Linked DNA regions of Homo sapiens: regions 2 and 3 are each linked to region 1. Evidence: read pairs that join two places in POLR2A ChIA-PET (ENCODE). Cell type or tissue: HepG2. All regions are shown on one strand. Links, peaks and the distances in the headings refer to the core of each region. The heading gives the core; the rest is flanking DNA.

What was found. ChIA-PET counts read pairs that join two places held together with the same protein. Peaks named below come from ENCODE experiments on the same cell type or tissue, not always from the same donor. Only the 100,000 strongest peaks of a DNase experiment are listed, where the experiment ranks them.
Region 2: POLR2A ChIA-PET joins it to region 1 with 29 read pairs; 10 of 35 experiments call an interaction of 5 or more read pairs at or near these places.
Region 3: POLR2A ChIA-PET joins it to region 1 with 27 read pairs; 19 of 35 experiments call an interaction of 5 or more read pairs at or near these places.

Annotation. Positions count from the first base shown.
Region 1 is chr17:38,553,610-38,563,573 of GRCh38, forward strand. SRCIN1 (SRC kinase signaling inhibitor 1) reads right to left here. Exons shown (of 19, transcript NM_025248.3): 5 at 9,714-9,912; 6 at 9,218-9,311; 7 at 7,854-8,719; 8 at 6,724-6,816; 9 at 6,445-6,488; 10 at 5,976-6,163; 11 at 4,618-4,793. Among named protein-coding and RNA genes, the nearest start is that of SRCIN1, 47 kb to the right of the region's middle. RefSeq lists enhancers at 7,461-8,014, 8,568-9,120, 9,121-9,672, 9,673-9,964. In HepG2, for the core only: CTCF peaks have their summits at 4,679 (motif pointing right) and 6,031; DNase peaks (open chromatin) are centred at 4,692 and 5,962; H3K4me3 peaks cover 2,206 bases.
Region 2 is chr17:38,608,723-38,618,686 of GRCh38, forward strand. No RefSeq gene overlaps it. Among named protein-coding and RNA genes, the nearest start is that of SRCIN1, 7.8 kb to the left of the region's middle. RefSeq lists an enhancer at 436-1,106. In HepG2, for the core only: no CTCF peak of the experiment used is centred there; DNase peaks (open chromatin) are centred at 4,699 and 5,499.
Region 3 is chr17:38,652,923-38,662,886 of GRCh38, forward strand. No RefSeq gene overlaps it. Among named protein-coding and RNA genes, the nearest start is that of EPOP, 17 kb to the right of the region's middle. RefSeq lists enhancers at 4,074-4,368, 5,784-6,283. In HepG2, for the core only: no CTCF peak of the experiment used is centred there; DNase peaks (open chromatin) are centred at 2,939, 4,269, 4,709 and 6,709; H3K4me3 peaks cover 756 bases.

The sequences.
Region 1 (9,964 bases), core at 2,494-7,493:
TGAGTTAGATTTTCAGCTACTATATGCTGAACTTGTGTCATTTGAGACCCTACATTCTTCTAAATTGTAAATCAGATCAGGTCTTCACTTGTGCCATTGAACGCTAAATGGATCCCATCATCCTGAGGCCTAACATCCAAACTTTTCAATGCAGCCAAGAAGGGCAGGAAGGTGGTAGTTGAAAACTTGGTTCTAGAGTCAGACTGATCCAAGCTCCAATCCTCACTCTGCCCTTGCCAGAGGAGAGATCTTGGGCAAGTTACCTAATATCTCTGGACTTCAACCTCCTCGTCCAAAAAATAGGGATGGTAAGAGCTCCCCGCTAGGCATGGTGGTTCAAGCCTATAACCTCAGCACTTTGGGAGGCCGAGGTGGGCTGATCACCTGAGGTCAGGGGTTCGAGACCAACTGGCCAATATGGCGAAACCCTGTCTTTACTAAATATACAAAAATTTGCTGGCCATGGTGGCGTGCGGCTGTAATCCCAGCTACTTGGGAGGCTGAGGCAGGAGAATCGCTTGAACCCAGGAGGCGGAGGTTGCAGTGGGCCGAGATCATGCCACTGCACTCCAGCCTGGGGAACAGAGTGGGACTCTGTCTCAAAAAAAAAAAAAAGAGTTCCCCCTTCATGGGGGCCATCAGGTGGATTGGATGAGCTAATGAAGACAGGAAAGCACGCGGCAAAGGGCTCAGTGCCTGGGAACTGCTCTTGTTTTCCGTGCTGCTGTAACCCTCATCTCATCTGGCTTCTGCTTAGAGCCCTTCAGACCTGCTCTGAGGTGCTACATGTGCTGTCCTCTCTGGCTCTTTATAATGCTGTTTTCTCTGCCTAGAATATTCCATTCACCCATACACATACAGGCACACACACGTGCTAACTCCCACTGATCCTCAGGTCTCAGTGGGAAGCTGTCCTCCAGCCCCTCCCCTTGCGGCTGTTGGGTCTGCTTCCTGCCCTCCAAACCGCTGAAGCTCCTGTTGGCTGGGTTGTGCAGCCTTCTGGACTACTAACCCCAGGCAGGCAAAGACCATGTCTTCCAGATTCATCTCCGGTTTCTAGCACCTGGCATGGTGCCTGGTGCAGAGTAGATGTCTGGGAAATAATTGTGGAATGAATGAACAAGGGAGAGAAGGAACTGCTGCCCAGGTAAGTCATCTCAGTTCTGTACTTGAGTCGCTGACATCCCTGACTCACATGCGGGACTTTATATATATTCCTGTCAAATCCCATTGTTGGATTTCAGCTCAATCCAGGGGCAAACAACTTTTGAATTTCAGTTCTACCATCCAACAGATTTGCTCCCCCTTAAAGCTCTGTGTCATCAGCAAATCTTATCAGCACGCCTTACACATCTTCATCCAACTAGCAGGTGAAAAGACAGACTGGGTTGAAGTCAAGGGCAAAAGCTTGTGACTCAGCAACACTACCAGTTAAAGAGCTATCCTGTATTACGCACTTACTGTATGCCAGGTGCCACACTCAGGCCTTGGCTTTCATTACTTTAATTAACCCTCAAAACAAATCCTGGAGGTGGGAACAGTTATTATCTCCAGCTTATACACAGACAAACAGTGGCTCAGAGCCTAGACTACACATCCCAGCCTCCCTTGCAATGATAAGTGGCCATTTAACTGAAGTCTACCCAATGGAAGATGAGTGGAAGGGATACATGCTGCTTCCAGACCTGGCTCACAAAAACCTCCCATGTAAGGTCCTCCATGCTCCTTTCTCCTTTTCCATTGGTTGGAAACTCTCTGGGTGATCTTGGAAAACACATGTTGAAGACGGCAGAACCTCCATCAGCCTGGGTCCCTGAATGACTGCATGGAGAAGAGCCACCCGCCTAACCCACCCAATACTGTTCCATGAGAAAGATATGTTTATTACTTTTGAATTATTAAACAATTTGGGAGCTTATTTGTTATAGGAAGCTACCCTAATTAATTAGCTATCCTAAGACTCTGGCATTTTAAAAAAAGGAAAAAAAGATATTCAGATATTCAAAGAGATTAACTAGTTAGTTCAAGGTCATACAGCTATTTTGCAGCAAAGCGGGATCTACTCACATCTGACATCAGCCATTGGTTCTGCTGCATCTCATTTTCACACTAGACCAACATCAGCCACGCTGCCCCCAATCCATACACTGTCCTAGCCCAGCCCTCGCTCTACCACATGGGAAAGAACAATTCCCCTGCTCATATGTGTAACACCTGACTGGTCCAGGCTGTGCCAGTTTTATAAAATGGTCACTCCCAAACATCACTCAGAGGGGGAAGAGACTCTCATGTAAAGGACTCAAATAAGCTTCCAGGAGATGACAACACTGCAATTCTTAGGCAGGAGAGACTAGGCCTCCCTAAGCTCAATCGGCAACTTGATGTTCTGATCACCCAATCTGCCAAAGTTGGGGGGCCTCTAACCTGGGCAAGCTCTGCAAATGAGTCCCAGGCCAGCTAGTCTAGACACTGGATTAAAATGTGGCTAGGCTTTCCAAGCCCAGGTTTAGTCCTGGAGGGGTCAAGAGGGGAGAGTCAAAATGGAACCAGCTAAATAATTTATGGGGCCCAATGCAAAATGAAAATGTTACCTCTAGTTTAAAAATTATTAAGAATTTCAAGATGGCAACAGCAGAGCATTACACCAAGCATGGGGCCCTTCCAAGCATGGGGCTCCGCGTGACCGCACACGTGGCATACCTACAAAGCTGGACCTGGGTTAGGCAAAGGTAGATTCCAGGACCTAAAAGGTCTCAGTCAGCAGAGGCTGCACCTAAAGGCAGTGCCCAGACAGACCTTAAGTGCTGGGCTAGATGGGCAGGTGAGTGAGTCAAGTTGAATGAAACAGAACCAGTTTTAACTTCCAGCAAGTTGCCAGGAAAGAGGAAGTGGTATAGCAAATTGGAGCAAGAGTAAGCGTAAGCTCCTGGAGTAACCACGAGCTACAGCCAGAGTGTGGGGCAGGGGGGCTGCAGGGTTAAAGCCTGGGAAGGCTATGGGAGCTGGGCAGGGAGGGCCTTCATGGCCAGGTTGGAGCCCAGTATCTGCCCAACCCAGAAGAAGCAGGAGTCCCCTTTCAGGAGGATGGAGAATCCTGCCAGAAACAGTAATGCAGGTCCCAAGCTCTCTGAGTAATGGGTTTGATAATGGGGCAGGGGTTGGGGAGTCTGTGTTCCTGGAGAACCAAGGCCTTCAGGGAGCCAAGGACCAAACACTTATAATGACGGTAGCATAAATCTCTCCTTTCGTATCTTCTGGCTCTGTGCTTTTAGATCTCCTTTAATTTTCCTTTAATGTCTCGGTAAAGTTGCTTTTGAAAATTCCAACCCCCCTCCTCTGGGCTGAATGAAAAGGGACAAGGAAAGGATAGAAAATCTGGAGAAATGGAATTCCCTGGGTGAGGAGAGATGACACCTGCCAGTCTGCTTGGAGATCTGGCTGGAGTCCTCACTAAGTTATCACACCTAGAGTGATGGGGTGGCCCCTTACCCTATTTCAGCCACATGGTGTCATGGGAATTGTTGCCTTGGGCCTTGCTAAAATGCACATGTACCACCAGGCTATGTGGGCCTCAGGCTGAGGAGCAGCAACCCATCTCAAGGAGCCCGTCGCAAGAGGCTCATTTATGACTTAGTGAGGAAGCTGGGCTCCAAGGAGCAGCCTCTCCTGGCTCCCGGAGTCACTGGCCAGTACAACTCAACCCCTTGTTGAAAAGAGAGGTGAAAAACTTAATGCTGGGTACAGATGAGGACACTGGGGCACAGAGAGGGGCAGGAACTGCCCTGATCACTCAGCCTCTCAGTGCTGGCACTGGACTCCAGGTCCCCTAGTGCCCTGTGTCACCAAGAGAGGGCCCAAAGGAAGGAGCAGGGCCTCTGTCTCAGATCCTTATCACTGGCGAGGGAAAGCAGGGTGGGTGCTCACTCCCTGAATGGACACTGAAAGGCAGCGTCTCCCTTCAAAGGTGCCAGACAATGGAATGGTTGGCCAGACAGCCATTTGCTAAATTTGGATCAGAAGACTGTCTTCTGTTAACCCCTCCATGCCTAAGCATGCGGAGGCACAGTGTTCGCGATTCCTCCTTCCTTCTGAAAACACTACAGCCCTGTTCCAGCTGCACTAGGAAGGAAGGTGGGTTTTCCTTGGCTATATCTGGACTCAGAGATCAGGGAATCGGATCTCCAATGATGGCTGGTCAGCGCCAGGCTGGAGCAGTGACGGCACCTGAACGCTGCACCTGAACTCACTACCCAAGGGTCACTTTGCACGGGTCACAGGCCAAAATGAAAGTAGGCAGAGGGCAGAGGGAAATCAGGCAGCTGGCCACATGACAGTGAAGCTGCAGGCCACAGGAAGCCTGAGTGTGGATCATTATGAAGCAAGACCATAGCAAAAGCAGGCATCAAGCCAGAAAAAAGAAATCAGGAATAATGCCAGCCGGTCAAAAGTTTGTGGGTCACAGTGAAATCAGGCCAGAGGAGAATGAAATCAGGCTTCAGAACAGACCAACGCCACCTGTGACTCAGAGGGAAGGGAGCTGCGCCTCCCAGGGAAACCAGGTTGCGGGTCACTCCAGCCGCACCCCCACCCCTCCCTCCGCCGCGGGCCCAGCCTCACTTGAGCTGCTGGGTAATAAGCTCCTCGTCGTTGAGATAGCGCAGCCGTTCCTCTTCCACCAGGGTGCGCTGCCGCTGCAGCGGGTCCTCCTGCCGCCGCGCCGCCTCCGACACGCGCATGCTCAGCTCTGCCTCCGTGCGCTTCAGCAGCGCGCGCACCGACTCCTGGTTCTGTAGCTGCGGGACGCACGGACGGATGGACCCGGGTGGGGGGAGCGGAGCCGCGAGGCAGGGGAAGGGCCGGGAGAAGGCGGGTAGAGGACTGCCCAATCCAGGGCGGGGCTCTGCAGAAGAAGCGGCTGCTTGGCTCCGCCTCAGGCAGCAGCGAAGGGGTGGGATGGCGAAGGGCAGGGGCGGGATGGCGAAGGGCAGGGGCAGAGGGCTAAGTTCTGGGGAAGAACAGAGGCAGGAGGAGAACGGATGGGGATCGTGGAGAGGGGAGCGTTAAAATGGGCCATGCAAAGGGGGAGCTGCATGGCTGTGGCCGCGAGCAGGGGTGGTATTGCAGGGGGAGGAGGGCAAGGTTAAGTTCTGGGGAATATGAGGCAGGAGAAGGGGTTGGGAATATTTGCGGGACAGGGTGTAGCCCTATGTAGGTCCCTGCCGACAGTGCGGCCGCATGGCTATGGCTTCCATCATCCCGGAATGGGGACGGGACTGGAATGAAGGACTCAAGCGCTGGCATTTGATAGAGCTTCTATGGCTGGGACAGGAAGACTAAGTTGATGATCGATCCAACCCTGTTCCAAGCCTGAATGGCGGGGGTGGGCAAGATCTTACCCGTTGCCCAGATGGCAATTCTCTGCCCCCTCCCCAGCCTGTCTCTGCTAATTATCCTCACCTGACGGCCCCTGGGCCTGCTTGAGGAGCGGACTCGGCGATGCCAAGCTCCTGACAGGTGGGACCATCTGCCAAGCAGGGCCGGGGAGACTGTTGGGGCTCAGGAGGGAGGAGCTGAGAGGACTTGGGGGAAGGGCTCTCGCTGACTCAGGGAAAGGGATGCAGGGCAGGAAGGAACTGGAACTGCCCCGAGGGATACTGACGACGGAGGGGCTCAGTGGGTGACTGGGGCTCCAGGAGGGCGATGGGGACTCAGGGAAGGAGAAGGAGGGCTCAATGAGGGGGTCACGGGCGAGGGATAAGGCCTTGGTGAGGAAGTGGAGGTTCAGCGAGGGAGCGGAAGCTCAAGAAAGGGGAAGGGGAGAAAGGGTTCGGAGAGAGGCCAGTGAGCGGCGAAGGACTCGGGCGTGGAAGCTCTGGGAAAAGGATGAGGTAGTAGGGGATGGGGCGGGACTTGCGGCAAGGGACTTCTACCAGTAGGTGGGCGTTGGTGGGGCGGGGCCCAGGACGGGGCGGTACCTGGAGCTTGCGCAACTGCTGGAGCTGGCCGCGCAAGTCACTGGCGCTGTTCTGCAGGCCTCGCAGGTGAAGCTGCATCTGCAGCCGGCTAACGGCGGTAGGCTGACCTGCGGGGGTGCTGCTGGCCGAGGGCGGGGGCGGGCCGGACACCGGGGTGGCCCCGCTGCTCCGGCCGCCTGACCCACAGGCTGCAGAGGACCACGAGGATGGGAGAAAGTGAACAAACTGTGAGCCTGGGAAGGACTGGGCTGGGACAAAGTCCTCCCTACTCTCCGACCCCACACAGTAGCCAGAGAAGCCCGTGGCTCTACCTGCCCCAAGTGGTCAGCCCTAACGGTGGGGACCAAAGTGCCAGGAAAAAGACCTCTTGGGCTAAGGCCAGTGATGTAGCTATTGCTTAATCCCCACTTTATAGATTAGAAAACAGGCTCGGAGAGAACAAGGATGGGGGAGGGGGAGGTTCACTCACGTGCTGAGGGGGTGGCTGCTCCATTGGAGCCTTCAATCTTCTCGCTGTGGCACAGGGAAAAAAGCCATCAGGGGGTCCAGGCCAGCCCCAGACCTTCAGAGCTGGGTGGAACCTTGGATGTCATCTCCTCCAGCTCTCCGATCTCAGGATGGAGTCCCAGAGAAGGGAAGGGATTCACCCAGGGTCACCCAGTGAGACACTGGCAGAGCCGATGCCCATTTCCCCTTCCTCCTGCTCCACCCCTAGGCCCTGGCAGTGGTGTTGGGAGAGGGGCCTCACCTGGGGGTCTCAGGCTCAGAGCCTCGCAGTAAGGCGCTCTGCACCAGGCCTGTGAGGCTGGCAATCTGCTTCTCCATGGCCTCCATGCGCTCCCTGGGGAGGAAGGGGGTCTGGGCAACCTCGCCTCTGAGCATAGGGTCTCTCCTGCCCAGCCCCCCATTCCTAAGATTGGTAACCAGAAGAAACACCGTCCCATCCCTGGCTGCCAAAACACAGACAACGCAAAGGGCCCCAATGCCTAAGGATCAAGCCCACAGCCTCCCATCTCACCTTTCATTCCCTCCCTAAAGGCTGCACGCTGATCTCTCCATGCCTGGCAATGCTTTCCCCTGCCTGCTCTGCCTTTCTCCTGACCCCTCCCCCAAACCATTCCACAGACCCCAGGGGCCCCGAGGAACGCCTCCTTCCATACCACCCAAGGGAAGTGGAGGTATGCTGAGTGTCTCCCCACTAGACCAGGACAGGAACTGGGTTTGCTCAGCTTGGCATTGACAGTACCCTGTGCAGCGCCTGCCACACAGGCCACGTAAGAGCTGTGTGAAGGCCAATGGCTTCTCTTCACTGCTCAGCAGCGCTGCCTGAGGGTGCAGATTACCTACTGCCCTGGTTACCTCCTCCAGCCCTGCACCCTTAGGAGGGGACTGAGCGATGGGCAGGGGCTCCTCAGCCTGGAGGCTAGGTACCCGAATGTGCTCCTTTCCTCGTCACCATTTTTCAACAGCACCCTCCTCCCCAGTGGACTTCAGCTGTCCCGGTGCTGGACAGCTCTCACTGCTGCAAACTCTTAAGCTGGAAAGCCACTAAAAGTGGTTCAACCCCTCAATTTTACAGTTGGGGAAACCGAGGCTTAGAAAATGGATGCAAACCCAAGTCTCCAGAGTCCTCGTCTGGGGACCTCTCAACCACCCCCTCCAGTCTTGCGGATGGGAGGAAAATGGCAAGCTGGTCTCTCCAATGCCCTCTCTGCCACATCCAAGATGCTCTCTGGCGACCCTTCAAGACTACTCAAGGTCTCCAAAGGACTCCAGGATCTCAGTCCAGGACACACACCTGCCACGGACTCTGCTGTGAACCCTCTCCGCAGCGCACCCCCCACCCCCAGTCCCTGAGGCCTGGTTAACGTCCCTCACCTGGTCTCCGTGTCCTTGGCTGGCACTGGCGGCCCGAACCCAACCAGCGAGCGTTCCCCAGGCCCAGGGAAGAGCTCCGAAGGGGGAGCTCCGGCCGTCGAGGCGCTCCCCGCGCTGCGGGTCTTCCCTCCAGGACTCTCGGCAAAGACGGACGAGGAGCCCGAGTCCTTGCGGAAGGACTGGCGCACTGGCGAGCCGCGGCTGGGCGGCCCCGAGTAGGGGCTGTGCGGTGGCGGGGGACCTCCGGGGGGTGCTGCCACGTCGGCCAGCTTCTGCGGTGACGAAGGCGGCAGGCGGAAGCCGTAGCCGTCGCCGTACAGCGGGCCGCCGCCGCCCGCCGCCTTGTACAGGGAGTCCTCCAGATCGGACTGCAGCGCGGCGGCCGAGTAGGTGCTGAGCGAGCGCACCGAGCCGCGCTTGTAGAGGCCGCCGGCGCCCGGGTAGGCGAACGGGTCGCCGGCGGCCGCGGCCAGGCTCAGACGGCCCTCGTGCAGCAGCCCGTAGGGGTCAGCATAGAGGCCCTCGCCTTTCACCAGCACCATGCCGCCCGCCTTGCTCGCCAGGTCCTCGTCCGGCTTCACGTCGCGCCGCTCCAGGATGGCGCTGGGGCTGGGGCTGACGCCCTGGGCGGCCGGGGCGCCTCCCAGCCTCTCGGCCGCGTGGTGCACCGGGCTGCCGGCGTACGAAGGCGGGCGCCCCCCGGCGTACGATAGGCGCGAACGCGACGGCGAACCGGACTGCAGCCCGGACGGCAGCCCCGACGGCAGCCCGGGCGGCGGCGAGCCGGATGCCAGGTGCGGCGCTGGTGACAGGTTGTTGAGGCGCCGCGTGGGCGAGGACTCCCGCGATGCGTACACCATCTCTCTCTGCGCAGAAGACAGCCCGGAACCCCACGGGGCTGGTCACCAAGGACACCCCTGTCCCTTGCTTGAGGAGCCAGCATCTCCTCCCTGACGCTTAGGAAGTCCCTTCTGCTCTCTGCCCTCCCTCCATCCTGCTGCGTCTAGGGTCCCTTTCCCATCAGGGTTCCTAGCATGGAGGAAAAGGTGGCCGATGAAGAGGCACCAGAGGGGTAACCCTCAGCTCAGCTACCGTGAGGGGTGGGAAGTAGAAGGGGAAGGGGTGGCTCCGGCTCCTGAGAGAGGGCTTAGAATATCTGGAGGCAAGTTAGCAAAATCCCGAGTGGACAGGCCCGGAATGGAGGGGAAAGTGGCAGGTGGGACAGGGGCTCTTCCCTAACCCCTCAGCCCCTATGCTGTCTTCTCCAAAGCTGGCCCTGGTTCCAGATGACAACTGCCCAGACCCTGCTCCCCTGGACCCCATGTGCCCAGCCTCCCCAATGCCCTGGGCATGCCCAGCCATACCCGGAGGTCCCCGTTGGTGAGATGTGAGCCAGGGAAGGCAGCGTAGAGGGGCTCCTTTCTGTAGATCTTGATAATACTGCGGTCCTGGATGTCCCTGGGAGAGGCGGGGAGACGGGGGTCACCACCCATCCCCCAGCTGTGCACAATGAGAAGGGATGGCTACTCCAGGCCTAGAGAAGAGGGGTGGCCAGAGGCACCGGGAGCCCCATCTCAGGCTGCCTGCACACACGCCCAGCAGCCTCCACCCCGGCCTCTTCCTGGCCTCCGGCGCCATTTTCAGGTTAGCTCAAAGCAAAGGGAACCAGCAGGGGTGGACGATTTAGGGGGTGGGGGCTGAGATGGCCGAGGAAGGGGGCGGGGCGGTAGGGCTCTGGGAGGGGAGGGGAAAGGCTGAGGTCGGGTCAGGAAGGAGCTGGGGAAGGGCCGGCGGGGTCCAGCACCCTGCAGAGGAGGAGCGTGGGGAAGCCCACCCAAATCCCCCCCGGTCCACGCCCACCGGACGTCCTCCAGCTCGTAGAAGACGTTGCGAGCCTCGTCTTTGATGAGGATGGCGGTATTGGGCGACTTAAGCATGCCCATGGTGAGCTTCTGCGGGAACATGTGCGCGATGAGTGCGTGCAGCGTGTCCAGGCTGCTGACCTCGTGCGTGATGTGCACGCGCCGAGTCTCCTCCCCGAACTGCAGGAACAGCACCCCTGCGAAGGAGACGCCGCCCTCGCTGTCACTGCTGCCGTCTCCACGCCGCCC
Region 2 (9,964 bases), core at 2,733-7,732, 55 kb after region 1:
AGAATTGCTCCTGTAAGCTGGCATGGTGCCCAGGCACAACCAATTTGCCAGCTGCCTCCACCTGAGATGCCTCAGGTGCCGCCCCGCCCCCGCTCTCATTCCTCAACAGGTAACTTCCCTCTGGTCCTCCTCTCCTGTGCCTCTGGCAGTGTATTTGGTGGGGAGGGGGCAGCTGGCATGTTTGGGGCTTGGAACAGCAGATCCTAACCACTCACCTTGCCTCCCCAAACATCCCACCCAGCCCTCACCTGTTCCTGGGAGCTTGCGAGAGAGAGGTTATGGGGGTGCACCCTAGAGGAGAGAATTCTCAGCCCTGCCTCTCCTTCCCCAAGATGCAATAGGAACAGGGGTTGCATCTGGACAAACATCTGGGCAGGCAAAGGGAGATGGGCCTTGGGGTGGGCAGAGAAGGGCATCTGGGCCTCTAGGAGAAGGCACAGGGAAAAGGTGACGTGGAAATAATGGCTGGGACACCCCAAACTGGTCACTCTGCTGCTTTGGAGCACCCCCAGCCCAGTATCCTTGAGAAAGCCCCCGGTCCATGGGGCTGTTGTCTGGCCAGGCATTTCATGAGACCCCAAGGAACCATCCACATTCCACTAAGGGTGGCCTGCAGACAGTGAGGGCCTGGGGACCTGGTCCTATTCTGGGTCAAGTAACCAGGGGCAGTGACCTAGCACCTGGGGCACAAGAGGGGTGGGGGAGGAGCCAAGGAGGAGGAGGGTGCTTCCCGCTGCCCCAGGCCTGCTTCTGGGGCTTTCTGAACACAGCCTGGTCTCCCAGAGCCCCTAAGCCTCCCTTCTCACATTCCTCACCCTCCTGCTCCTCCTCCCACTCCATAGGAGAGGAGTGAGTGGCAGTAAATTTCTAAAGACCCTCCCCGCTTCCCTGCTTGTTATTGTAATGAATGCTAATGATGCTCCCTAACTGATGCCCTCATTAGCACATCAAACCCGCTTTCTGAAGAATGGAGACAGAAAGTGGAGGCAGGTTCTCTGGGGTCGGAGCCGTAGCCAGCCTCCTCCAGAGAACCTTATCCCGTTGCTTCTGGCAGGGAGGGACCAGCGTAGGGGCTTGGAGTGAAAAGCCGAGGTGTTCCCCTCCCAGTGGGAATTTCCTGAGCACAAGGCTGTCTTCCCTGTCAGATGGCAAGGGTTCCATCTGTCCCATCAGACTGGGAGCTCCTTGAGTCAGGCACCTTGCCCCCCTCATTAAGCCAGGGCTCCCCCTGTGGTAGGGCAGTGGCTCTGAAAGTAATTGGAAAAGCCCAGTTGCCTGGAGGGCATGTTAAACCAGCGATTGCTCCCCTCCCCTCAAGGTCTCAGATTCAACAGATTTGAGGAGGGGCCTGAGAATTCGCATTTCTTTTTTCTTTTCTTTTCTCTTTTTTTTTGAGATAGAATCTCACTCTGTCACCCAGGCTGGAGTTCAGTGGCTCGATCTCGGCTCACTGCAACCTCTGCCTCCCGGGCTGAAGCGATTCTCCTGCCTCAGTCTCCCGAGTAGCTGGGATTATAGGCACCCACCACAATGCCCAGCTAATTTTTGTATTTTTAGTAGAGACCGGGTTTCACCATGTTGGCCAGGCTGGTCTCGAACTCCTGACCTCAGGTGATCCACCCGCCTCAGCATCCCAAAGTGCTGGGATTATAGGCGTGAGCCACCGTGCCCGGCCCCACCCTGACAATTCTTTTTTTTTTTTTGAGATGGAGTTTCACTTTTGTTGCCCAAACTGGAGACCGGAACTGGATCCCTGATCCCCTGCTGTGTGCCAGGTCCATGCTCGGTGCTGCTGATGCCAGTGGATCTCCTTTCTCTGTAGGAGGGGAGAATAACCGCAAGGGAGAGGGTTCCTAGCACCCACCTCACTCTGGGTGACCTCCCAGGGCCTAAGTGGGGAGAGGGGCTTGTGGCTACAGTCCATAAGCATGCCTGCAGCTCCCCACCTCCTCCCTTCCCACTTGGTCCCTTAGGCATAAGAATTGTCGGGATGGGGCCGGATGCGGTGCTCACCCCTGTAATCCCAGCACTTTGGGAAGCCCAGGCAGGCGGATCACCTGAGGTCAGAAGTTCGAGACCAGACCGGCTAATATGGTGAAACCCTGTTTCTACTAAAAATACAAAAAATTAGTTGGGCATGGTGTCAGGTGCCTGTAATCCCAACTACTTGGGAGGCTGAGGCAGGAGAATCACTTGAACCTGGGAGGCAGAGGTTGCAGTGAGCTGAGATCGCGCCATTGCACTCCAGCTTGGGCAACAAAAGTGAAACTCCATCTCAAAAAAAAAAAAAAAAAGGAATTGTCGGGGTGGGGCCGGGCGAGGTGGCTCATGCTAGGCGAGGTGGCTCACGCTGTAATCCCAGCACTTTGGGAGGCCAAGGCAGGTGGATCACCTGAGGTCAGGAGTTGAGACCAGCCTGGTCAACATGGAGAAACGCCATCTCTACTAAAAATACAAATATTAGCCGGGCGTGGTGGCACGCGCCTGTAAGCCTAGCTACTCGGGAGGCTGAGGCACGAGAATCACTTGAACTCAGGAGGCGGAGGTTACAGTGAGCCGAGATCACACCACTGCACTCCAGCCTGGGTGACAGAGCAAGACTTTTTCTCAAAAAACAAACAAACAAAAAAGAATTGCCCGGGTGGGTGGGTGAGTGAACTGCAACCTTAGTGCTCTAGTTGGGGGAGGAGGGAGACAGGAGACTGGAGCTGGAGTGAAGAGATGGAGGGTGAGGGGAGGGGGCAAACAGAATTGGGATGAAGAGAAGATGAGAGGTGGAGAAAAACAGAAGAAAAGGGAAGAAGAGGGGAAGCAGGAGGGAGGGAGGGGAGGAAAGAGAGAAGAAGAGAGGGAGGGATGTATGGAGAGATGGAAAGAGTGAAAGAAGGCCTTTGACAGGGAAAGGGAAAAGACAAGAAAGATGAGGCCAGGGCAGGGAGGAGGAGAAGGAAGGTACAGTCTGTATCTGTCCTTAACAGGACATATTATGAGCCACTGAGGCCCAGGTAGACCACAAGCCCAACTCCTGCAGGGCCACACCCAGCTTGACTTTAAGGCTCTAGATTTCACCATCTGATTCACATGTCTTGGGGAAAAAAATGGAAGACTCCTTCCACCTCCAGCTAGCTGCCTTCCCAGGCCTGCCAACCAGCCTTAGAAGACTGTGGTAGAAGGTGCAGGGCATGGAGCCGGTACTATCCTGATCCGTTTTACCCCTGCTAGCACCTAGTAACCATCTCCTTGCCTTCCAAGGTTATAGCAATCCCCTAGTTAATGATGAAAGTAGGAAGAACTCTCGTGCATTGCTGATGGGAATGTGAAATGGTTCAGCAGCTATGGAAAGCAGTTTGGCAGTTCTTTAAACATAGAATGACCCTATGATCCAACAGCCCAAATGTCCTTCAGTGGATGAATGGATACACAAATTGTGGTATATCCATACAATGGAATACTATTCATCCATAAAAAGGAATGAAGTACTAATACATGCTTCAACATGGATGAACCTCAAAAACATCATGCTGGCTGGGCACCGTGGCTCAGGCCTGTAATCCCAGTGCTATGAGAGGCCAAGGCAGGATAATTCCTTGAGGCCAGGCGTTCGAGGCCAGCCTGGGCAATGTAGCAAGCCCCTATCTTTACAAAAAAATCCCCAGTCCCCACCAAAATATCATGTTAAGTGAAAGAAGCCAGTCATTAAAAGTCATATATTGTGTGATTCCATTTATATGAAATATTCAGAATAGGTAAATCCACAGAGATTTGCCTGGAGAGACGGGAGAACAGGGAGCAACTGTTAATGGGTATGAGGTTTCCATTTGGGATGATGAAAACGTGCTGGAACTATATAGAGTTGATGGTTGCACAGTATTATGAAAGCACTAAATGCCACTGAGTTGTTCACTTTATAATGGTTAGTTTTATTAATATACTATGCAAATCTCGCCTCAGAAAACAAAGTAATAATGAAAGTAGGAGTCTGCCAGGGAATTCAATGAGTAGAACCATCTGAAAAGTTCAGCTTATCTTCTTTGGAACAAAAGAGCTTGTGCCCACATGAGTCACAGCCTTTCCCGGTGTGCTGGAACACTGGGCACTGCTCTGAGGACTCTCAGAGGATGCTCGTAGGACCTTGAGATGTTTTCTGGCCCCAGGCTGCTCCCCGAAGCCTCTTCCTCTGCCTAGCCCTCACTCCATGGGGGCCTCCCTTTCAGGTTCCTGCCTCCCAAGCAGGTGGCAGACAGTTGATCTGTGCTTCGCATCTTCAGCTAACATCGTGCCATCTGCCCCAGTGGCAGGTCCACCCCTCTCTGATCCTTTGCTCCGAACATAGCCTTCAAAGCCCTCTAGTTTTCTTTACCACAATTTTTTTTTTTTTTTTAGTAAGTGCAGTGATGCGATCTTGGCTCACTGCAACCTCTGCCTCCCGAGTTCAAGTGATTCTCCTGCCTCAGCCTCCTGAGTAACTGGGATTACAGGCACGTGCCACCACGCCCGGCTAATTTTTGTATTTTTAGTAGAGATGGGGTTTCACCACGTTGGCCAGGCTGGTCTTGAACTCCTGACCTCAAGTGATCTGCCCACTTCGACCTCCCAAAGTGCTGGGAGTACAGGCCTACCACAGATTGTTTTCATCACCCCTTAAGTGAACCTCCTGCTCTCTGGAATCTCACATTCCCCACAGCACTCTCCCCACATGCCAGGCCCTGGGCTGCCTGCTCAGGGTGCAGCAGAGTGGGGAGGAGTTCCAGGGTGAATCAGGCTGTTCACTGCTCCTCCCTGCTCCAAAGCTTCCTATAGCCCCTTCTGCTCAAAGATCTTCCATGGCTCCCCATTCTCACACCAAGGGATTATAGGAACCTGAACCCTTTGAGGTCCTAACAAGAATTTTGCATTCTCTGTAAATAAATAAATGTGCCCATGTACAAGAAATGAGTGGGCCTCTTTGACCTCTGCAGCCCATCCAAGGACCTCTAAGGCAGAGCTACTCAAAGTGTGGTCCATAGACCAGTGCCAGCCACTGGTTCACAAGAATACAGAAATGGAGAGTAAGCACTGAGAAACCTTTATAGCGATTGCCTGTACATCTAGGCACATGACCACTTTTACTGTATTTTACAAAAATATGGGTATGCAATCAATTGGAAATTTTTTTAAAAGGCGGGGGTAGTCCTTCATTACAGAGTTTGAGAAACACTACCCTAAGGACCCTTTCACTGCTGACCTACTCAATAAATTCAGGCTGGCATTCCAGGCCCTCCACGACCCCATCCTCTAATCTTTCCAGCCTTATTTCTGGCTACCTCCCACAACACACACACACCCACACACACACACACACAATCTTCCCTTCACACTCCATGTCTTTGCCTATACTGTTCCCCTCCCCCATGGGGTTGTCCTTTCCTTCCTCTGCACCTGTTGACACCTGATTCTGGCCTCAAAGCCCAGCTCAAATTCCATTTCCTCAGTAAAGCCTTTCCAAATTCCACCCCCTTCCTTCCTTACACACATAAGCAAACACACAAACATATTCTAGCTGAACTTTGCACTCCCCTGGGCTTTCCTAACACCCATGTAGCTTTCTTTGTGGCCGTCTGTCTCTTCCTAGCCAAGGCAGAGCTGTGGTCCTCTCTGCCGGTGCCTCCTGGCCTCTCCCGCTCTGGGATGTCCAGCACCTCGCTGCATGGATTCTGGGCATTGCTATCCTGATTTGTACCCCACTCCCCTGGCCTCTCCTGTGGTTGCTCCTTTGTGTCCACCCATCTTCTGTGCTGGCCCCTCTGAGCTCCCCTCAGCAAGGACTCCATCCCACTCCCTGCCCCACTCCTGACTTCACCTCATCACCTGGGAGATCCGACCCTCTCAGCAATAACTGCTGGTATATGACTGGGACCAAAAATTAGTGACATCTTGACATGTTAAGAACTGTAAAAAAAGGCTGGGTGCGGTGGCTCACACCTGTAATCCCAACACTTTGGGAGGCTGAGGTAGGCAGATCATGAAATCAAGAGATCCAGACCATCCTGGCCAACATGGTGAAACCCCATCTCCATTAAAAATACAAAAATTAGTTGGGCGTGGTGGCGCGTACCTGTAGTCCCAGCTACTTAGGAGGTTGAGGCAGGGGAATCGCTTGAACCTGAGAGGCAGAGGTTGCATTAAGCATTGAGCCGAGATTGCGCCACTGCACTCCAGCCTGGCAACAGAGCGAGACTCCGTCTCAAAAAACAAAAACAAAACGAAAAAAAAAACACTGTAAAAAAATACTGGCAGGGCGTGGTGGCTCATGCCTGTAATCCCAGCACTTTGGGAGGCCGAGGCAGGCAGATGCTTGAGCCCAGGAGTTCCAGATCAGCCTGGGCAACGTGGCAAAACCCTGTCTCTCTCTTTTTTTTTTGAGACAGAGTCTTGCTCTGTCACCCAGGCTGGAGTGCAGTAGCACAATCTCAGCTCACTGCAACCTCTGCCTCCCGGTTTCGAGCGATTCTCCTGCCTCAACCTCCTGAGTAGCTGGGATTACAGGCATGTGCCACCACGCCCGGCTAATTTTTGTATTTTTAGTAGAGACGGGGTTTCACCATGTTGGTCAGGCTGGTCTTGAACTCCTGACCTCGTGATCCACCCACCTGGGCCTCCCAAAGTGCTGGGATTACAGATGTGAGCGACTGCACCCGGCCAACGCTGTCTCTATTAAAAATACAAAAAATTAGTTGGGCATGGTGGCACATGCCTGTAGTCCCAGCTACCCAGGAGGCTGAGGTGGGAGGATCACTTGAGCCTGGGAGGCAGAGGTTGCAGTGAGCCGAGATCATGCCACTGCACTCTAGCCTAGACGACAGACTGAGACTATCAAGAAAAAAAGGAAAGAAAAAAGAAAGTAAAATAATACATTTTGCTTATTTTTTATTTTATTTTATTTTTTGAGACAGTGTTGCTCTGTCGCCCAGGCTGGAGTGCAATGTCCCAATCTTGGCTCACTGCGACCTCCACCTCCCAGGTTCAAGTGATTCTCCTGCCTCAGCTTCCTGAGTAACTGGGATGACAGGTGCCCACCACTACACCCAGCTAATTTTTGTATTTTTAGTAGAGATGGTTTCACCACATTGGCCAGGCTGGTCTCAAACTCCTGATCTCAGGTGATCCAACCGCTTTGGCCTTCCAAAGTGCTGGGATTACAGACCTGAGCCACTGCGCCAAGCCCATAAGTGTTTCAAATGAATCATTATTTCTAGTTTTGCCCTGATTAGTGGATCCATAGCAACCAATCTTCCTCGATTTGGCCACATTTTTCTATTTATGCGAATTAGCCAGGTGTGATGGTGCACACCCGTAGTCCCAGCTATTCAAGGGGCTGAGACAGTAGGGTCACTTGAGCCCAGGAGGTGGACACTGCAGTGAGCCATGATTACACCACTGCACTCCAGCCTGGGCAATAGAGTGCGACCTTGTCTCAAAAAAAAAAAAAAAAAAAAAAAAAAAAGAAGAAGAAGAAGAAGGAAGAAGAAGCAGTTCAGCTTCATCAGAGTTAGAAAAATGCCTCAAGAATTCTGCCCACCTTGAGAAAGAGAGGGAAGGAGGGCATGTTTCATCTGAAAAGGGAGAAACTAAAATAATGATCACCGTGTGTGTGAAGGAGGAGACAAGCCAGGGAACACTCTAGGGGTTTCATGTCAGCAAGAGAGACTGAAATTAGCTCTGAGTGTGAACCTCCTGGCAGTGCAGGAGGGATGATGAAGGCCTGGCACCAGGGGGAGGATGCTGGGTGACTTCCTATTCAGAGATCATTCAACCAGGATTAAGGGTGGAGGCCCAGCCAGGCCTGCTGGGAGGCAGAGGACCGGAGCAGGTGACCACTTAAGCTGCCATGCAAGGGCAGAGCCTCGCCGACAGGGAGAGGCTGAGAAACGGATTATTAAGGCAGGGTCCAGAGCTTTAGAGTCTTCAAAGCAACCCCATAATCAAGGCTTCAAGGAGGCAAGCCAGGATTACGAATAACCTGTTTTCCTGATGAGAAAACTGAAGCCCAGAGAAGTTAAGAAACTTGTTTGAGGCCTCACAGGTGAGCCAGGACTTGAGCCCAGACCCTCAGTTCTTCAGTCCAGTGAGATGACCCCCACTGCCCTGCCTCTTGGGGCCAGAAGCTTCCCAGATAGGACCCAGGCCTCCTTTCTTGGTGGCTCTGTGAACTTCCTTAGGCCTTCTGCACCCCCACACCCCCATGCCACCCTCTCCACCAACACCCCAGCCACACAGCCCCAGAACAGGGCAGGGACCGCGGGGAGAGGCTGCAAATCCCTCTCCTAACAACTGAACTGAGGGAGGAAGGAGGTGGGAACAGGTCCCAAACTTCCATCTCACTTGTCCTCGCCCGTCTCCGTCTCAGACTCTCGTGATAGGAAAGTAGGCCAGTTTGGAATATGTCACGGATATTTTCAACAACCCCATCTGTACTATAGCTTCGCACACAGCCTACCGGGGTGGAGCCAGAGGCTTCCTGCCGGATGAGGAATACACCTGCTACCTCTGGGGCTCAGAGCCCAGATGGGGGCTGGGGACGTACACAGGGGACTCTGAAGGGCCAGGCATCCAGCAGTCAGGGTAGGGCGGGACAGGAGACCAGCTGTGTCTGTCCTCTTCCCAGAGCAGCGGGAGCAGAACAGCTGGGACCTACAGACACCATTCCACTGCCCTGCGACAGTGTGCCCTCCCAGCCTGTGGGTGGGGCACTGAGGAAGGAGCAATCAGTCCTCAGGGAAAGGGATCTGGAAAAGCTTTATGACAGAGGTGGCTGACATCTGAGTTGGGCCTTGAAAGCAAAGCAGGGTTTTGCTGAGTGGAAAAGAGGAGGAGGGTGTCTCTGGCCAAGGGAGAATGTTGAGAAAGCTGGGGCCAGCGCGCCGGGGCCAGCGTGCGGGAGCTGGTATGGCTTGGGGGTAGAGGGCTGCCCAGGGAGTGGCAGCAGGAGAGGCTGGGAGGTGGCAGGCTAGCGTTGGAGGAGCTGTGAATGGTGGATGCCCAGCTAAGGAGCTTCAGGTGGGCCCTGCAGGTGCCCACGGAGGCTTTTAAGTGATGTGATTCAGGAAGAACATGTAGCTATGGGCAGGAAGGAGTCAACTTGGGAGGGGCAGGGATGCAGAGGTTGAGTGAGTGTCCCTTCTGGACACCAGACACCCTGACCACATCCTTCTCCAGTCCACTAGCAGGGTAACCTCTCCTGACTGGGGAGAGAGGCCAATGTAAGAAATAAATTCCTTGTAAAAGTATTAGTGACAGCCAGGTGAGGTGGCTCACGCCTGTGATCCCAGCACTCTGGGAGGCCAAGGCGGGCAGATGACTTGAGCCCAGGAATTTGAGAACAGCCTGGACAACATAGCAAAATCCCATCTCTACAAAATAAAATGCAAGAATTAGCCAGGCATGGTGGTCTCAGCTACTCGGGAGGCTGAGGTGGGGGTATCACTTGAGCCCAAGAGGCCAAGGCTGCAGTGAACCATGATCATACCACTGCACTCTAGCCTGAGCAACAGAGCAAGACCCTGTCTTAAAAAAAAAAAAAGAGAGAGAGAGAGAGAGAGATAGAGATGATAGAGGCTTACTAGCTCAAGGGGACCAAGGTCAGGTCAGGGATGCATTTCAGGGGATTCACCTGGAAAGGCTGGCCCAGGGGACACCCACATGCTTTTGTTTACTAAGCACCACCTGCTATAGGCACTTGGCAGCATGGCCTTATTTAACCTTACAACAAGGCCAAGTGGTGCACATGCTTCCCTCCTTTCTATTGATGTGGAAACAGAAGCTCAGGAAGTTCGGGTCCCATCCCCAAAGTCCCACAGTTTGTAAGTGGCATAAGAATTTGGATCCATGTGTCTCCAGAGCCCAGTACATTCCCTTCATCTCTTTTTTGTTTGTTTGTTTGTTTTTGAGACGGAGTCTTGCTCTGTTGCCCAGGCTGGAGTGCAGT
Region 3 (9,964 bases), core at 2,815-7,814, 100 kb after region 1:
AGAGTCTTGCTCTGTCGCCCAGGCTAGAGTGCAGTGACACAATCTTGGTTCATTGCAACCTCTGCATCCCGGGTTCAAGCAATTCTCATGCCTCAGCCTCCAGAGTAGCTGGGACTACAGGTGCGTGCCACCACGCTGGGCCTTTTTTTTTTTTTTTTTTTTTGAGACGGAGTCTTGTTCTTGTTGCCCAGGCTGGAGTGCAATAGTGCAATCTTGGCTCACTGCAACCTCCGCCTCCTGGGTTTAAGCGACTCTCCTGCTTCAGCCTCCCGAGTAGCTGGGATGACAGGCGCCTGCCACCACCCCTGGCTAATTTTTGTATTTTTAATAGAGATGGAGTTTTGCCATGTTGCCCAGGCTGGACTCAAACACTTGGCCTCAGGTGATCCACCTGCCCCAGCTTCCCAAAATGCTGGGTTTACAGGCATGGGCTACCATGCCCGGCCATGTGTCTTTTGACTTTAAAGGAGCAGCTTGCAAATCATATTCAAAGCAGTATGCATATGAGATGTAAATTGCATCAGAAATGAGCATCTGGTATTTTTGAGTCAATAGCTCAGGCACTTTTGGGAGGGCCCTCCCCAGCTTTCTCCCAGGGTTGCCTGGGGTCAGGATCCCTTGCAAGACCTATTAACTAAACTTGAGATGTAGCATGTGCCTCTGCCAAACCCAGCTCTGGATAGAAAGGGGAGTGCTGCTGACCATGTCAAGGTGGGTTCTTTATTCTCACATTTGTCTGACAAATACTTGTAAAGCACCTGCTGAGCATAAGGTGCTCAGGCAGATGCAGTAGACAAGCAGGAAAGTCATTATTTCTAACTTTTAGGAACATACCCTCTACTCGGGGAAATAAATAAATACAGTAAAGACTCCAGTATTGTCTAGAGTCTAGACCAGGCTTTCTCAACCTCAGTGCTATTGATATTTGGAGCTGGGTAATTCTTTGTTGAAGGGGGTTTTCCGGAGCATCGTAAGATACTTAGCAGCGTCCCTGAGCTCTACCCATTAGATACCATTAGCAACTCCTGAGTTGTGACAACCAAAAATGTTCCCAGACATTGCCAAATGTGGGGAGGGAGGGCAAAATCCCCCCAGTTAAGAACCACTGCTCAAGACCCTAAGGCTATGAGCTTTTCATACAGACCCAGCGGGCTGAGGACTTGCCTTCAAGGATGCACGTTGTTCCATATTTTTGTATTTTAACCACTATGGAAGGTGCTCTTCTCAAATTTATCATGTAATTCTTTTCCTTGAAGCCCAGACCTGCCCCGCAACCACAGCATGCGCTATAATTCCATCCAGATCCCGGAGATTCTTGAGGACCAATCAACGTTGCCCCCAGATGGAATGGCCCCAGCCTGCAGAGCCTGTCAGGTCTGCAGTCTGCTCTTTCTGCTCTTCAGCATCTCTCTACCTCCTCTTTCCCTGTCATCCAATTGGCCCTGTGGGACTGCTCGTTATATTCTTATCGACTCTGGCCCCCATTCCCTTTAATTGGCAGCTTCGAGGAGTTAAGGAACTTAGTTTTGCAGATCAGTGTTTTTCTAACTGTGCCCCGCCAAGCACTGGGAATCCCCAGGGCCCTCTCAGAAGCCCCCGTAGGATGTAGTGGGGTAGGAGGAGGAGGAGGAGCTTCCGGGAGGCTGGAGGAGTGGAGGCGGCAGGTCGCCCTGCCCCAGCCCTCAGTGGCCCCACAGCAGCTTGGCTGTTCTTGGTTTTGTTTCTCTCTGCTTCTGCATGATATCTTTGAACAAAAAGTCCCAAGTGTACAAAAAGTCCCGAAAGGCGTTCGCAAACCACTGACCTAGATGGAGGGAATTGTGAGGAGCAGAGGGCACCCTCTTATAAAATGCCTGTACTTCGGTGCAGGGTTTGGTGGTGTCGGCGGTTTGGAGGCCCTTTAAGCTTCCTAACTCCTTGTCACTGGTGGATGGTGGGGTGCCGGCAGGAGGGCATCCCTTTACATAGGGGCTCATTGCTGTATGGATGTGGGCAGAGAACGAACAGGAGAGGGAGACTGAACTCCTGGCTTCCACATCAGGCACAAACCCCAGGACGTGAAGATCCCTAACTGCCTCCCCTCCGGCCCCCAAATAGCAGAACAGAGAGTAATCGCACTGCAGTGGCAGTGGAAAGAGCTGAAGCTAGACGCCGGGAAGAACTTCCCAACTTGGCACCTGGGGGAGGAGCAGCTGGGAGCAAATGTGGAACTGTCTGAGGTAGGAGGAGGTCCCCTTTGCAGGCTGAGAGATAATCACATACATCCTCCCACTCACACCCCCTTCGTCTGCTCCTGCCCCAACCAGGGCTGACTCCAGAAATTCTGCACAGATAAACCTCCAGGCCCTGAAACTCAGCAAGGGGTGGGGAGAGTGGGACCTGGGGCCATGCCCCCTCTGTTGCTAAGAAGCCCTTTCTGGGTGAGCGTGGTGGCTCACACCTATAATCCCAGCACTTTGGGAGGCCCAGGCAGGTGGATCATTTGAGGTCAGGAGTTCAAAACCAGCCTGAACAACATGGTAAATCCCCATCTCTACAAAAAAAAAAAAACTATATATATATATATATACCCACACACACAAAAATTAGCCAGCGTGGTGGCACGCCTGTAATCCCAGCTACTCGGGAGGCTGAGGCACAAGAATTGCTTGAACCCGGGAGGCAGAGGTTGCATTGAGCCAAGACTGCGCCACTGTACTCCAGCCTTGGTGACAGAGCGAGACTCCATCTCAAAAAAAAAAAAAAAAAAAAGAATCCCTTTCTGTCTGACCCCCACCAGACGGCAGCAGAATTGTGTGGAGAGCTTGTTCCCGAGGGACCTGGGGGATGGAGCAGGCAATCCCTTCTCCCTCTGACCTCCAGGCCCCACTGAGCCCTCTGGACACAAGCACAATCAGGCACTTCATGCCTGGCAAGGGTCAGAATGAAAGGCCTGTGTCTGTCTGCTCCCCGCCTCCCTTTCTCCATCTTCAGATAATTCCATCTGCCCTTGGGCCAGAGCCTCATCTTTCTCCCTCCTTTCCCCCTCCTGCCCGCTGAGTTATTTACAAATATCTGGGAACAGAAGGGATTTCTTCAGTGCTCTGTAGTGCCTGCCACTGACTCAGGTCTCTAACATGCTGGGGGGCAGCGAGGGTAAAGATGCTTGTGGTCCTCTCCTGTCACCCACAGGAACCCAAAGAGCTCAATACACTGGGCGCAGTGGCTCATGCCTGTAATCCTAGTATTTTGGGAGGCTGAGGTGGGAGGATCACCTGAGGTCAGGAGTTCAAGACCAGCCTGGCCGACATAATGAAACCCCATCTCTACAAAAATTAGCCAGGCGTGGTGGTACGTGCCTGTAATCCCAGCTACTTGGGAGGCTGAGGCAGGAGAATCACTTGAACTCAGGAAGTGGAGGCTGCAGTGAGCTGAGATAACACCACTGCACTCCAGTCTGGGCAACAGAGAGAGACTCCATCTCAGAAAAAAAAAAAAAAGGCTCATGCCTGTAATCCCAGCACTTTGGGAGGCCGAGGTGGGCGGATCAAGAGGTCAGGAGATCGAGACCAGCCTGGCCAACATGGTGAAACCCCATCTCTACTAAAAATAAAAAAAAATTAGCTGGGCACGGTGGCAGGTGCCTGTAGTCCCAGCTACTTGGGAGGCTGAGGCAGGAGAATGGCGTGAACCCGGGAGGCGGAGCTTGCAGTGAGCTGAGATCGCTCCAGCCTGGGTGACAGAGCGAGACTCCGTCTCAAAAAAAAAAAAAAAAAAAAAAAAGACCTTGGCCTTGGCTAGACACGGTGTAATCCCAGCACTTTGGGAGGTGAGGCCGAGGCGGGCGGATCACCTGATGTCAGGAGTTTGAGACCACTCTGGCCAAGATGGTGAAACCCCATCTGTACTGAAAATACAAAAATTAGCTGGGCATGGTGGTGAGTGCCTGTAATCCCAGCTACTCAGGAGGCTGAGGCAGAGAATTGCTTGAACCCGGGAAGTGGAGGTTGCAGTGAGCTGAGATGGCGCCACTGCACTCCAGCCGGGGCGACAAAGCAAGACTCTGTCTCAAAAAAAAAAAAAAAGAAAAAGAAGAGCTCAATGGCTCCCCAAGGTCACACCGTGGCAGCCCATTTTCTGTTTCCCACTCTGTTCTCCTACATGGTTTGTCCCGGGTACAGGGTGAACCAGGAAGAGGATGAGTTACCGCCATTTCCCCATGGAGTCAAAGGGCTTCTTCCTCCTGGAAAATCCCCGGACACGGAAGTGACTAAGACCTAGTGGAGCTGCTGAACCTAAAAAGTAAGTTCAAATTCGGGGCCCCTCCTTCTGATAGCCATGTGGCCCAAAGAAGGGAAGCTGTCCGTGCAGCTGGGGGAGCTGATCTCCAACATGTTCTCCCCAAGCCCACCTCCTGCCACCCCACCCCAATGCTGAAGCCCAGACAAGCAGCCAGGAACTGGCGTCACCATCCCCAGTCCCGCAGACGCTCATCCCACCGCCACCACCCGTGAGCAACCATTCCGGGGCCTGACATTCTGTCGGCTTCACACCACCTCCCGGAGCCCCAGCCAGAAGCACTTCCTGGATAAAATATTAAACATGCAAATCTGAGACAGAGCCTTAACGAGCGACAGACTGCACGACCACAGCCTGGCAAACGAGACGCACGACGTCCGGGGGTGGGGGGGTGAGAGGTATATATAGATATAGACTTTGGATCTATCTGTGCAATGTGTGTGTAAGGCAGAGAACAGCAGGGATGGAAAAGTACCGCAGCAGCCTCCAGCTGGGGTGGCCTGAGGTGGCGGCAGGAGGCTGGCCGGGAGGGAGGGTCAAGAGGAGCCCCAGAGCCAGGCTCAGAGTGAGGGATGACAAAAGCCCTTTGTGCTTGGATTCTGTGCAGGGGGTGCCAGACACGCTGGGCAGGGGAATGGGCATTGGTTTTGGAGAAGGAAGTTGGTTAGAGGCAAGGCCTCCGAGTGGAAGAAAAGAAGGGGAGACAGAGGAGAGGCATAGACCTGTGTGGCAGGAGTAGGGGTGTCTAGAGGGAGAACACCTCCACTCACATGGGGCACGGGGCGGGGGGGGGGTGTCTCTTGTCACCACACTGGCCCAGGTGTCATGGAGCTCACGTGGAATTAGGTCAGCAAGGTTCCTGCCTTGATTCAGGTCAGCATGCATTTGATGATGGCGCTTCTTAAACTTGTACATGTGCCAGGATCGTCTAGGATCTTGTTGGTAAATGCAATTCCGATTAGGGAGGCCTGGAGTGGGGCCTAAGAGTCTGCATTACTAGCAAGACTCAGGTGATGCCAGTGCTGCTGGCCTCCCGGCCCCCATAAAGTGGCGAGGGACTACAAGGAGCTAGAGCAACACGGAGCTCCCTTTGGCTCAGGCGAACACAGGACCCACAAGAGTCCAGAGTGGGATCAGAGGCTGAGCCCAAAGGCGTCTGGCCTAAGGGGAGGTCCACGGTGCTGATCAAGATGGTGTCTGTCCACAGTGTCCAGCCTGTCATGGAATTAGAACTATAGGACACCTAACTTGGCCCAAACCAACACAGAACCCAGCCCAGGGTGTCAGGGAGCCTGTAGCAGCCCACACTGAGACAGGGCTCACAGGGCCTGGAGTGACATGGAGCCTGGTGGGGTGGGACTGAATGATAGGGCGCCCATGTTGCTTCAGGAAATCACAGAGCCCACAGGGATTAGACTGAAGTGGTGCCCGTTTTGGTCCAGAGTGACATGGAACCCACAGTGGCCACAGGGGTCTGGACTGACTTGGAACTCAGAAAGGACTAACAGAGGTGATGGCCACATTTGCTCAGGGTGACATAGAGCTCATCAGGACTTGGACCAACTGGACCAACCAGGCACCCAACACAGAGCCCCAGACATGACAGGGGGCTCTCCGTGCAAACTCCAGGTTGCAGAAGACAGGAAGGGAGGGTCCGGAGGAGGCTGGGAGAGGAGAGGAGCAGGTGCCGGGGAGCAAGGCTGCTCTGTGGCTGCTGTGAGCCTGCCTGCCGTGGGCTGAGTGCTACTTGGCTGGGCCCCAGAGAGGAGGTGCTGCTGCTGCAAGGCTCAGATGGAGGAGGAAGTGGGAAGCTGGAGGCAGGGTGGGCGCGAGGCTGGGGTGGGGAGAGCACTTCCTCCCCCAAAGAGGCTTGGCACGGGGGCTGGCCCACTGCCCATGTGGATCCTGGCATTTACACTCCCCGCTCCCATTATACACAGGCGATGCGGTGGGTTATGGGTCTGGGACTTACGGACCTCAGATCAAGGAGCATTCAGCGCTGGGGGAACAGACAAACCGATGTCTCCCTGAATGGAGCACTCAGGGTCCAGAGGAGGAAGGGTTCTCCCTCCTGGCACTGGAGGTCCTTTTGATGCAGCCAGGTCCCTAGGCAGAGTGCCCTGGCCCTATTGTGTCCTTGCCCAGAGGAATGCAGAAAACAATGCAGGCTGCCCCTTCCCACATCCCTGGCAAGATCTAGAAATAGGTGCCCACACCTTCGTCTTAACTAAACCCAGCCCTCCCTCCCGCTTCTGGTCAGATGCCTCTCAGTCCTTGTCCCTACCAAGGGGAGAAGCCCCTCAGAGGCTACCTGCAGCTTCTCTTTATGCCAAGGTTAATGTAGAGGAGGAAGGGATGGAGGGAGGGGCATTACTATGAATTTATTTTTTGAGACAAGGTCTTGCTGTCTCACCCAGACCAAAGTGCATCAGCACAATCATAGCTCACTGCAGCCTTGATCTCTTGGGCTCAAGCAATCCTCCCCGTTCAGCCTCCTGAGTAGCTGAGCTGGGACTACAAGCACAAGCCACCACACCTAGCCAATTTTTAAAAATTTTTTGGGCCAGGCGCGGTGGCTTACGCCTGTAATCCCAGCACTTTGGGAGGCCGAGGCGGGCAGATCACAAGGTCAGGAAATCGAGACCATCCTGGCTAACACGATGAAACCCTGTCTCTACTAAAAATACAAAAAATTAGCCGGGTGTGGTGGCGGGCGCCTGTAGTCCCAGCTGCTGGGGAGGCTGAGGCAGGAGAATGGCGTGAACCCGGGAGGCGGAGCTTGCAGTGAGCCGAGATCCCGCCACTGCACTCCAGCCTGGGTGACAGAGCGAGACTCCATCTCAAAAAAAAAAAAAAATTGTTTACAGAGTCTCCCTATGTTTCCCAGGCTGGTCTCGAACTCCTGGCCTCAAGCAATCCTCCCACCTCTGCCTCCCAAAGTGCTAGAATTACAGGAGTGAGCCACTGCACCTGGCCAATTTGAATGGGGAGCTGGATGACGCTCCCCATCCAGCCTGGTACTGCTGAAGAATCCAACCCTAACTCCACTCCTGCCCACACATCTCCAGGCTGACCTAGTTTCTGTTTCAAGGCAGGGGGGACACATGTTACACACTCCTAGACACAGAGCTGTGCAGAGCCAAGAGATGCACACGCATGCACGTGGGATAGACGAATGCAGGAGATCGCACACTCGAGGCCGGTGCACACACATGCATATCCAGAGACTCCTTCCTGACTCACGAACAAACCCAAGGACCCCCTCCAGCAGACACACAGACAGAGCTCCCTGTTCACAGGGCCACACAGACACACATGGACCTCATAAGCCATAGGCGTGATTCCCCACAGGGGTTCCCTACTCTCTATCCAGCTCCTGCTCCCAGGTCCCCACTCTCTGGGGCACAAAAACAGCAAAGGCAGTCCTGCTGCCACACTACCAGGGCCATGGGATCAAGGATCACCGCAACCCTGGGAATGGATCCCCAGTCTCCCCTCTTCTCTCCATAAGCTCCTGTCTTTTGGAACTGCAGTGCTTATTTCCCCAGGACAAGTCTCTCTGTGGGAGGGACCAAGGGTGGAGGACACTTCACTTCCCTACTTCCCTTCTGGTTTTTTTGTTTGTTTTGAGACTGTCGCCCAGGCTGGATTGCAGTGGAGTGATCTCAGCTCACTGCAACCTCCGCCTCCTGGGTTAAGCGATTCTCCTGCCTCAGCCTTCCGAGTAGCTGGGACTATAGGAGTGCATCACCACGCCTGGCTACTTTTTGTATTTTTAATAGAGGCGGGGTTTTGCCATGTTGGCCAGGCTGTTCTCAAACTCCTGACCTCAGGTGATCCACCCACCTCGGCCTCTCAAAGTGATGGAATTACAGGCTTGAGCCACTGCACCCGGCCTTTTTTTTTTTTTTTTGAGATGGAGTCTCTCTGCCGCCCAGGCTGGAGTGCAGTGGCGCGATCTTGGCTCATTGTAACCTCTGCCTCCCGGATTCAAGTGATTCTCCCTCAGCCTCCCAAGTAGCTGGGATTACAGGTGCCCACCACCACCCCTGGCTAATTTTTGTATTTTTAGTAGAGATGGGGTTTCACTACGTTGGCCAGACTGGTCTTGAACTCCTGACCTCATGATCCACCCGCTTCGGCCTCCCAAAGTGTTTTTTTGTTTGTTTGTTTTTCTTTTTTTTTGAGATAAGTTCTCACTCTGTCACCCAGGCTGCGGTGCAGTGGTGCGATCATAGCTCACTACGGCCTCAAACTCCTGGGCTAAAGTGATCCTCTTGTCTCAGCCTCCTGAGTAGCTGGGACAATAGGCACATGCCACTGTGCCTGGCTAATTTTTTAATATATTTATTTATTTACTTTTATTTTTGGAGACAGGGTTTCGCTCTGTCTCTCTGGGTGGAGTGTGGTGGGGCAATCACAGCTCACTGAAGCCCTGACCTCCCAGGCTCAAGCAATCCTCTCACCTCAGACTCCCAAGCATCTGAGACTACAGGTATGCGTCACCACACCCGGCTAATTGCTTATTTTTTGTAGATAGGGGGACTCACTATATTGCCCAGGCTGGTCTCAAACTCCTGGCCTCAAGCAATCCTCCCTCCTTGGCCTCCCAGAATGCTGGGATTATAGGTGTGAGCCACTACACTCAGCCCCTCTTCTTCTTATTTTTGTTTTTTGTTTTTTGAGACGGAGTCTCGCCCTGTATCTAGGCTAGAGGGCAATGGCACAATCTCAGCTCACTGCAACCTCTGTCTCCTGGGTTCAAGCGATTCTCCTGCCTCAGCCTCCCAAGTAGCTGGGACTACAGGCACCTGCCACCGTGCCCAGCTAATTTTTTTTTATTTTTAGTAGAGATGGGGTTTCACCATGTTGGCCAGGCTGGTCTCAAACTCCTGACCTCAAGTGATCCACTCGCCTCGGCCTCCCAAAGTGCTGGGATTACAGGTGTGAGCCACCGTGCCCAGCCTGTCTCCAGGCTCTTGTGTCAGGTGTGTGTGCATGTGTGTTCATGTGTGCGTGCACGTGCGTGTGTGTGTGCATGTGCATAGGAGCAGGAGTCTGAGCCCGTTTGGGAACACGCTTGTCCATCCCTGTCCACCTGAGCTCTGGAGCCCAGCACCTGCCCTCCACAGAGGCCTTCCTCTCTTCTTTCCGGTGTCCCCAACCCCTCCCTCTCTCCTAACGCACTGTAATCGTGCTGGATCCTGGGTTCGTTCTAGAGCCTTCCTCATCTCTGCCCTTCCTCATCCAAGTTCCTCAAAAGAGATGCATGGGCTGGATCTGCTTCTTTCCCTCCCGTTTCATCCCTACTCCCCAGGAAGATCTCACTAGAGTCACTGGTGCCATCCTGCTTGCCAAGGCCAGTGGACCTTCCTCATCCTGTATCTGATCTTGTTTTTTTTTTTAAGACAGGATCTCACTCTGCCACCCAGGCTGGAGTGCAGTGGTGCAATCACTGCTCACTTCAACCTCCACCTCCCCAGGCTCAAGTGATCCTCCCACCTTGGCCTCTTAAGTAGCTGGGACTATGGCTTGCGCCACCACACCAGCTAATTTTTGTATTTTTAGTAGAGACGGGGTTTCACCATGTTGCCCAGGCTGGTCTCAAACTCCTGACCTCAAGTGCTCCACCCGCCTTGGCCTCCCAAAGTGCTGGGATTACAGGCATGATCCACCATGCCCGGCT